Regions from separate parts of the Homo sapiens genome. Here all the other regions are linked to region 2. A link is a contact called in ENCODE Hi-C data. All regions are on one chromosome and are shown on one strand. Each heading gives the region's core, a stretch centred on a gene start or an enhancer-like site at or near the end of the contact. The rest is flanking DNA. Distances are from core to core; before and after follow the strand shown. Region 1 has its middle 88 kb from the start of LINC01095. Region 2 overlaps ZNF827 (zinc finger protein 827). Region 3 has its middle 70 kb from the start of LINC01095.

The links. Hi-C counts contacts between places; a loop is a spot of excess contacts on that map. Pooled maps may share reads with other maps.
Region 1: a loop to region 2 is called in a pooled map, with 2.5 times the contacts of the local background. The contact joins two enhancer-like sites. A Hi-C loop is called at or near these places in 1 of 168 maps with a recorded cell type or tissue (naive thymus-derived CD4-positive, alpha-beta T cell), 1 of 37 single-sample maps with no recorded cell type and 8 of 50 pooled maps.
Region 3: a pooled map shows a loop between it and region 2 (1.8-fold over the local background). The contact joins two enhancer-like sites. A Hi-C loop is called at or near these places in 1 of 168 maps with a recorded cell type or tissue (naive thymus-derived CD4-positive, alpha-beta T cell), 1 of 37 single-sample maps with no recorded cell type and 7 of 50 pooled maps.

Annotation. Positions count from the first base shown.
Region 1 is chr4:146,032,092-146,034,822 of GRCh38, reverse strand. No RefSeq gene overlaps it. Among named protein-coding and RNA genes, the nearest start is that of LINC01095, 88 kb to the left of the region's middle. RefSeq lists an enhancer at 1,994-2,043. Within about 2 kb of position 1,427, at least 5 of the 41 ENCODE cell types and tissues checked have a DNase peak (open chromatin) inside an H3K27ac peak, as active enhancers do.
Region 2 is chr4:145,842,039-145,844,738 of GRCh38, reverse strand. All of the region lies in intron 7 of ZNF827 (zinc finger protein 827), which reads left to right. Among named protein-coding and RNA genes, the nearest start is that of ZNF827, 95 kb to the left of the region's middle. Within about 2 kb of position 1,423, at least 4 of the 41 ENCODE cell types and tissues checked have a DNase peak (open chromatin) inside an H3K27ac peak, as active enhancers do.
Region 3 is chr4:146,050,277-146,053,232 of GRCh38, reverse strand. No RefSeq gene overlaps it. Among named protein-coding and RNA genes, the nearest start is that of LINC01095, 70 kb to the left of the region's middle. Within about 2 kb of position 1,337, at least 2 of the 41 ENCODE cell types and tissues checked have a DNase peak (open chromatin) inside an H3K27ac peak, as active enhancers do.

The DNA of each region.
Region 1 (2,731 bases), core at 178-2,677, 190 kb before region 2:
GCCATTGTCTAGAAGGGTTTTTCCAATGTTTCTTTTAGAATTTTTATAGTTTCAGGTTTTAGGTTTAAGCCCTTAATCCATCTTGAGTTGATTTTTGTATAAGATGAGAGATAAGGATCCAGTTTCATTCTCCTACATGTGGCTAGCCAATTATCCCAGCACCATTTTTTGAAAAGGGTGTCCTTTCCCCACTTTATGTTTTTGTTTGCTTTGTCAAAGATCAGTTGACTGGAAGTATTTGGGTTTATTTCTGGGTTCTCTATTCTGTTCCATTGGTCTATGTGCCTGTTTTTATACAAGTACCATACTGTTTTGGTGATGATGGCCTTACAGTATAGTTTGAAATCAGGTAGTGTGATGCCTCCAAATTTGTTCTTTTTGCTTAGTCTTGCTTTGGCTAAGCGAGCTCTTTTTTGGTTCCAGATGAATTTTATAATTGTTTTTTCTAATTCTGTGAAGAATGATGGTGGTATTCTGATGGGGATTCTATTGAATTTGTAGATTGCTTTTGGCAGTGTGGTCATTTTCACAATATTGACTCTATCCACCCATGAGCATGGGAAGTGTTTTCATTTGTTTTTGTCATCTATGATTTCTTTCAGCAATGTTTTGTAGTTTTCCTTGTAGAGGTCTTTTGACTCCTTTGTCAGGTACATTCCTAAGTTTTTTTTTTTTTTTTTCTTGCTATTGTAAAGGGAGTTGAGTTCTTGATTTGATTCTCTGCTTGGTTGCTGTTGTTGTATAGAAGAGCTACTGATTTGTGTACATTAATCTTGTATCCAGAAACTTGGCTGAATTCTTTTATCAGTTCTATGAAGGAATCCTTAGGGGTTTCAAGGTAAACAATCATATCATCAGCAAACAGTGACAGTTTGACTTTCTCTTTACAGATTTGGATGCCCTTTATTTCTTTGTCTTGTCTCATTGCTCTTGTTAGGACTTCCAGTACCTACGTTGAAGAGGAGTGTGAGAGTGGCCATCCTTGTCTTGTTCCAGTTCTCAGAGGAAATGCTTTCAACTTTTCCCCATTCAGTATTATGTTGACTATGGGTTTGTCATAGATGGCTTTTATTACATTAAGGTATGTCCCTTGTATGCCAATTTTGCTGAGAGTTTTAATCATAAAGGTTGCTGGATTTTGTCAAATGCTTTTTCTGCATCTGTTGAGATGTTCATGTGATTTTTGTTTTTAATTCTCTTTACATGGTGTATCACATTTATTGACTTGCGTATGTTAAACCATCCCTGCATCCCTGGTATGAAACCCACTTGATCATGATTCCCAGGTCACTGGAGTTGTGTACCAAGGAGGATTATGCCTGCCTCTGCTAAGTCATGCAGGTTGTCAGGGAAGTGGGGAAAACCCAGCAGTCACTGGCCTCACCCAGATCCCATGCAAATTGAAGGGCCGGTCTCACTCTCACTGTGACCTCAACAGCAGCCGGGAGTCTGTTTCCAGGTCAGGGCAAGACGGACTTGGAAATTTGCCCAAGGCTATCTGCTTCCCAGCTGCGAGAGAAAAGGGCTTTAGTTCTCTCCCACCTGTGAAGTCTGCACACCGGATTCACACCCTCCCTTGAGTTCTGGCCAGGAGGCTTCTTGCCCTGTTCAAACTTACAAAGTTCAGCTAGAGAATTCCTTCTCCCCATGGAGTTTTACCCTCTGCTCCTCTAGCCACCCTCCCAGTGGATCCCTATGGTACCAGAGAGGAATGGGCTGCTTGGAGACCCAGAGAGCTCCCAGGGCCTTGCTGCTTCTTCTACCCCTGCATTTTGCTGGGCTCTCTAACTTGACTCAGCTCCAGTTAAGTTGGAAACTTCTCCCACAAACAGACCTTCAGCTTCTCCAGTGGGGGTGTGTGTTCAGGAGAGGAGGGTCTTCCTTTTCCACTTCCGCAGTTGGGGCACTCACAGTATTTGGGGTGTCTCTTAGGTCCTGCGGGAGCAGTCTGCTTCCTTCAGAGGGTTTGTGGGTCCTCTTGGGATTGCAGGTTTATTCTTGCAGTTGATCTGGAGCTAAAATTCACAATGCACGCCTCCACATGCTGCTCTGTTCAGAGCTGCAATCTAGTCCTCTCAGTGAAGGATTTTTCTGACTGCATTCTGAGATCTAGCCTCCTGGCCGGGGCAGCAGGAGGCGGGGTATAGAAAGGCCTGGGAGTCAAGAGCCAGGCTTGCTCTCTTAGTCCTTCCAATCACCACGATGTGACCCGGGCCAACTCTTCCGGTATCCCTGGGCTTCAGTTCCCTCCTCTGTAAAGAGAAGGGTCTTAATTAAGGTCCCTTCCAGTCCTACAAAAGGAAGTTGTAGATCTGTAGTTTCAAAGCTTCTTTCACGATTATGATTTGTGATCAGCTTTGAGGGAAGTAGTGCTAGTGGGTAAACATCAAAGTGTAAGCTTGTTTGCCCAGTTCTAAGCTAGCACCATCACTGACCACAGAGAAAATCACTTCAATGCTCTTAGTTTCCTGATCTGTAAATGCAAACCTTGTTTTCAGATCTGTTGTAAAAATTATGTGAAATAATTAATAAAAATAAAAGTGTATAGATTACAACATACCACAGGCAGGCCAGGCACAGTGGTGCATACCTGTAATCCCAGCACTTTGAGAGGCTGAGGCAGCTGGATCACTTGAGCTCAGGAGCTTGAGACCAGCCTGGCCAACACGGTGGAACCCATCTCTACTAAAAATACAAAAATTAGCCAGGCATAGTGACAGGCACCTGTAGT
Region 2 (2,700 bases), core at 174-2,673:
GTTTATTTTATTTATTTATTTATTTATTTATTTATTTATTTATTTATTTATTTATTTATTTGAGACAGTCTCACTCTGTTTCCCAGGCTGGAGTGCAGTGGCCCAGTTTTGGCTCACTGCAGCCTCCACTTTGCAGGCTCAAGCCATCCTCCCACCTCAGCCTCCCGAGTAGCTGGAACTACAGGTATATGCCACCATCCTCTGCTAATTTTTGTATTTTTTGTAAAGACAGGGTTTCGCCATGTTGCCCAGGCTGGTCTCAAACTCCTGAGCTCAAGCGATCTGCCTGCCTCGGCCTTCCAAAGTGCTGGGATTACAGGGGTGAGCCACCGTGATTCGCTCACACTGGGTTTATATAGTTTTAGGGAGAGGAACCTCGTTCTAATAGAACAGAAGAGTGGTATGTATTAGTCTTGTGTCTGTATATAAGTATACAGAGAGAAAATGAGAGTAGGAAGATGGACTGCAGATTGTATTGGGAAATGGCTTTCGGGGGATGGAAAGGCTATTTTGTATATTAAGTTTGATGCCCAAATAGAAGATGTGAACTCCCATGGAATCCATCCTGCCCCCTCCTACATCTAACCTTTAAGCTATTTAGTGTATGTGCTTGTGTCTGTGGGTCTAAACACTGATGAAATTGGACAGATTAGTAGACCTTGAAAGACAGCAGACTAAACATAAAAAAATATTCATTTTAATTTGCTGCCATAGGATTCTTGAAGTGTTATAGGTTAAGTCCCCTAGAGATGGAGATTCTCGTGGAAGTGCTTTATTGAGGGAATGCTCTCAGAGGAACCTGCAAGGAGGTGATGGGGGCAGAAGACGGAGGAAAGAGAAGGAGAAGGAGCTGAGAGGAAGGATGTGGTTTTAGCTGGTTTCTAACTAACTTCAGCTGCATCCCCCAGGAAGGTTCACTAGCTTCAAGTAATCCCCTGCAGGGGATGTATAACCTCCCATGTTAGGGGGTTCCAATGGGGACAGCGGTTCTCACTTATAGTTATCAGGCAACACTTACGCAAACTCCGGGGTAGGTGCATTCGTGCCAGAGGGAGGATCTGGGCAGGACCCCACTAGCATGATCTATGGAGGTTTCTGAGGGCTCTTTAAGATTACATAATATTTATACAACAAAAAGATGTGCTGCAAGACCATATTATTTTATGCTCTTTAGGTGTTCTCTAGGAAGAGGTAAGAGGAGGCCCCAAGTTGGCCCCATACAAAGATTTTAATGTGCCTCAAGCCTAAACTGCCTTGGCTGGAGCTGAAGCATGATTATAGGATAGAAGAGAAAAAAAATTTTTTTAACCATTTGGCAAAAATGATGCAATCCTTAAATTCTCCTCTTTCTGGGAGATTATGAGTAAGAGGAAATCCGAATTAGATCTTTTGCCCAAAGCAAAGGAAGAGGTTCTTCCTGTGAGCTCCCGGCATGATATGGTGTTTAGAAATCAGTGTTAAAGAATTCTTGGCTTATAGTTCTACAAAGTCCTCGGTGTGGTTTTTTTTTTTTTCCTTTGAGTAGAGGCAGCTTACTTGATTAGCCTATCCATAAATAGATCTCTTTTTTACCTCTCGCCTTATTACTTCAGGTGGAATAGAATAAAATTTTTATGCCAAGAAATCCTCTTTAACCTGAGTTAACTGATATCAGGAACAGAAAAAAAAATGCCAATTTTCTTTCTTCTTTCCTGACTCCTGTTTTAGAAGGAACTCTTACTCTGCAGGTACAAGATCAGTGTGTGGATTATGCTTTAAGGTGTGATTTGTAATACATTTCAAAAAGATTTACATCAAACCTCTGAATTTCTGTATCTTCAGATTTTTAAGTACTAATGGAGTGTTTATTTAGTAATCATATCTTCTGTGTTTGATTTCCTAGAAGAAACTGATCATTCAGAAGGACGGTTCATGATTGGAATCAAGTTCAGAATTTTTCGCACTTTGAGAATAGCTAGGTATATTTAAGGTAGTTTCGTTTGTAAAGGGCAGGCCTGAGCACAGCACTGAGATCAAACCTTCCCTTGCCTTTCTCATGCTGATGAATGCCTACGCTCCTCCACTCCTTGCCATCTCCTGATCCTAGGATCTGGATATCCAAGGACATGAGGTAGGGAGAAGAGACACAAAACTGAAGAAAGGAGCTGACTCTATCCCTGCCTCTTATAAACCCACAGCTTCCCTCACAATTGTTTATCGTTATTTATCTCGATGCTCATTTCAACCACAAGACTAAGGAAAAGTGTAGCAGCCCAAGAGGAAACACTCTGTAGCTTGGCATTCCAATATGTGCTTGCCAGTGAGTCATGGGAGTGCTGATGCCCGTGTCCTGCACCAAGAGAACACGAAGTCCACGGATGTGTGCTGTTAACTCTCCATCCCGTATGGGTTGGTGACTGCACTTTCCTCACCATCAAATCCTCCCTCCTCACACCTGTCCAGTGGCAGCTCTGCCCCTTGTTGATACCTCTGTTATACGAAAGGTAGATAAGGAGAGTGAAAATAATGGGAGACAGTATTCTTTGCTGGCAATTTTTTTAAAGGGGTTTAGGTGAAGCTAAAGGTTGAAACTAATAACTACCAAGTTTCTGGATCACTGGATCTCTACCTCATTTTTAAAAACTCTTATAATGGAAAATTTCAAACATATACAGAAGTATCTGTCATCCAATCCAACAATCATCAATTAATGATTTATGA
Region 3 (2,956 bases), core at 88-2,587, 210 kb before region 2:
AATCTAGAAGAAGTGGAATTGGAGAGAGATGATGAGTATAGATTATAGCCTTGGGACCAGCTGCAGCAGTGAAGATTGTGACTTGTTCCACATATTCTTCTATTTTCAGTCATTTTTGGAGATTGCAGCCAGCTACAACTCTGAAATGTCAGTAACAGAGCAAACTAAGGGTGGGCATGAGAGGATCTGCTGAGAGCAAGGAATGAACATGGTAGTCACTAATGATACACTGCCCATGTTCCCCGGCTCACCTGTTAGCTCCCCGGCAGCTTGCAAACATGTCTATACACACTGCCATCTTCCTACCACGAGTGCCATAACTCTCTGCTTCTCTGCTGAGGCCCTTCTCAGCTCACAGTGCGAGTAGCCTGCAAGTGCTAAGGGCATAATGCCTCCAAGGTCAACTTTAATCAACGAGGTTCAAGAGTCAGAAGAGTGAATTCCTTCTGAGATACATTCTTTCTGGTTTCTCAGAGGCTCCCCAGAGGAAGTAGGCCCCAGTTGCTTAGGAAAAATGGAACCTACTTATTAAGGCACCCCCTTTTTACTTTTCTCCTTTCTTTCTCTCCCTTTCCCCACTCCATTCCGTGAAGTTCCTGGGATCACCAAATAAACTATCTGTAATCAAATCTTTATCTCACTCTGCATTCTGGGGAACCCAAACAAAGATGGTAAGTTTGCCTATCTACATTTATGTCTTATTTGCTACAAGTATTACTGGTAATTTTCTTGACAAAAGTAATATGATATCTGCTGATAGGCCAAAATAATACATATTTATAGTGATAACTGCAGCAAAAATGTGAAAACCAATTTTAAAAAGTTATTTTCACTAGTTTAAGAAAAATGAAGAAATTGAACTTTTAAAAAATGCAGTAATACCTCCTAACACATTATGAAGAGGAATATTTTCATAACTGTAGAAATGGTTGGTAAGGCTGTCAACTATCCAAGGATTATATTGAAATAGCTGTCATTGGCCAACTACTATGACTAATGAAATCAACATTTTCACCATGCAGGCAAAATAAACGTCATGAGTCAAATTTAAGAGGTATTTCTTTTTTTCTTTAAAAGTTGTTGAACTATCCAGGTTACTCAACCCTCAGTTTTTCATTTTACAACAGAGTTTTCACATACACAAATACACATACACACACATTTGCATTCAGACATATTCAGACATACATGCACACATCTTTTAGCATTTTAAATATTTTCAAAGTGTAGCTCTACAGACTCATGCATTTTAACTTTGGTAATGCATGCAGTATTCCCTTTGGAATGCAGCTTATGAAGAAATCCACGCTGGGGGCAAGTATATAGTAATTCTTTCTTTATCTCCTGCATATATTAGGAAACCCTCCAGGAGGGTTATTACTAAGACAAATTTAGAAAGACCTCCACATTCACAGAGACAAAAATATCAGCGGCATCCTGAAAAAGCCAATGAGTGATCAAAAATCAGAAATAAACAAGCTTTGCTCATTTTAAGCCATATAAATATTTGTTGAATAAATCCTGTTTTGTTTTCACTTTTGATGGGATGTTAGTTTGTGAAATCAAATGATACCCAGATTCTTTCTTCCCATAGGTTTATAAATACCCAAATATGGCATATTTGACTCCATATACAGGCTTTGTTGAACATGGATTGTTTTTGTCTACCTTTCTCCATTTCAATCACATGGTTCTAGTGTGAACTTCTAATTATGGACCCCTGATCTCTCTGTTCCAGTCAAAGGGCAGGAATGTGGTTAATTACCATGCATCATGCACTGTCTTTAGTGATTATTCTAAGAGGCTATGAAAGGTAAACCAATCAGAGGCCTTCACCAGGATTCTGAAGTGGAGCTCCACAAGGAAGAAGAGCTTTCTTTGTTAATGATGATGTCTGGAAGCAGCCATGTAACTCCACCCCATGGAGACAGCTGGTATAGAAGAATGAAGCCAAATTGTAGGGACAGGTGATACCAAGTGTAAGGTCCTCAGTTCTAGAGTTGGAGAATCCCACTGCCCAACTCTGTGCACCCTGTCTTCTGGGGTTTGGTTGTTCCCTTCACAAGCTTTCTGGGAGCACCTATTGTATCTCTCCCCGTATTCCTCCATGGAGCTCAAAGTAAGCCACCTTGGGTTTCCACTGTTTACAACCAAGAGCTCTGATATATGTGCTGCATTTACTTTTGCTGTTTTATCAAATACTTACAAACTCAACTGCTTAATTAGGCAAAGCATTCTATTGCTTTTCCTTTTTGATATCTCAGTAATTGATTTCTAAGGAAGAGAGGGCATCTTGCTGGGATTGTTTTCACCTATTGCTCTTTTGCCCAGCCTCACCCAGCTCAGATATTGACTAAAGCCGTTCAACTCAGCTGGTCTGGCTACAGAGTACAGGGGTAGGTGCGCACCATGGCTCAGGTGCAATAACGACTGTAGCTTCCCAAATTGTAATGTCAGGTTACCAATGTCGAGACGAATTGGGATTGCCTAAGTGATTCCCTGGGTACACTCACCTTTTTACCCAATGATAAAAACGAGAGATCTCAACAAAATAGCTCTTATCTATTATGCTGCAGACTGACAATTCTTTTTTTTGTTTGTTTGTTTTTTTGAAGACAGAGTCTCACTCTGTTGCCCAGGCTGTAGTGCAGTGGTGCAATCTCCACTCACTGCAACCTCAGCCTCCTGGGCTCAAGTGATTCTCCCACCTCAGCCTCCCGAGTAGCTGGAACTGCAGGCACGCACCGCCAGGCCCAGCTTATTTTTGTTTTTCGTATTTTCTGTAAGATGGGGTTTCACTACATTGCCGAGGCTGGTCTTGAACTCCTGGGCTCAAGCGATCTGCCCACCTTGGCCTCCCAAAGTACTGGGATTACAGGCATGAGGCACTGCACCCAACCAACAATTCTTAAAACTATTTTTAGTTACAATTCTGAAGACAGGGCTCAATGTTGGT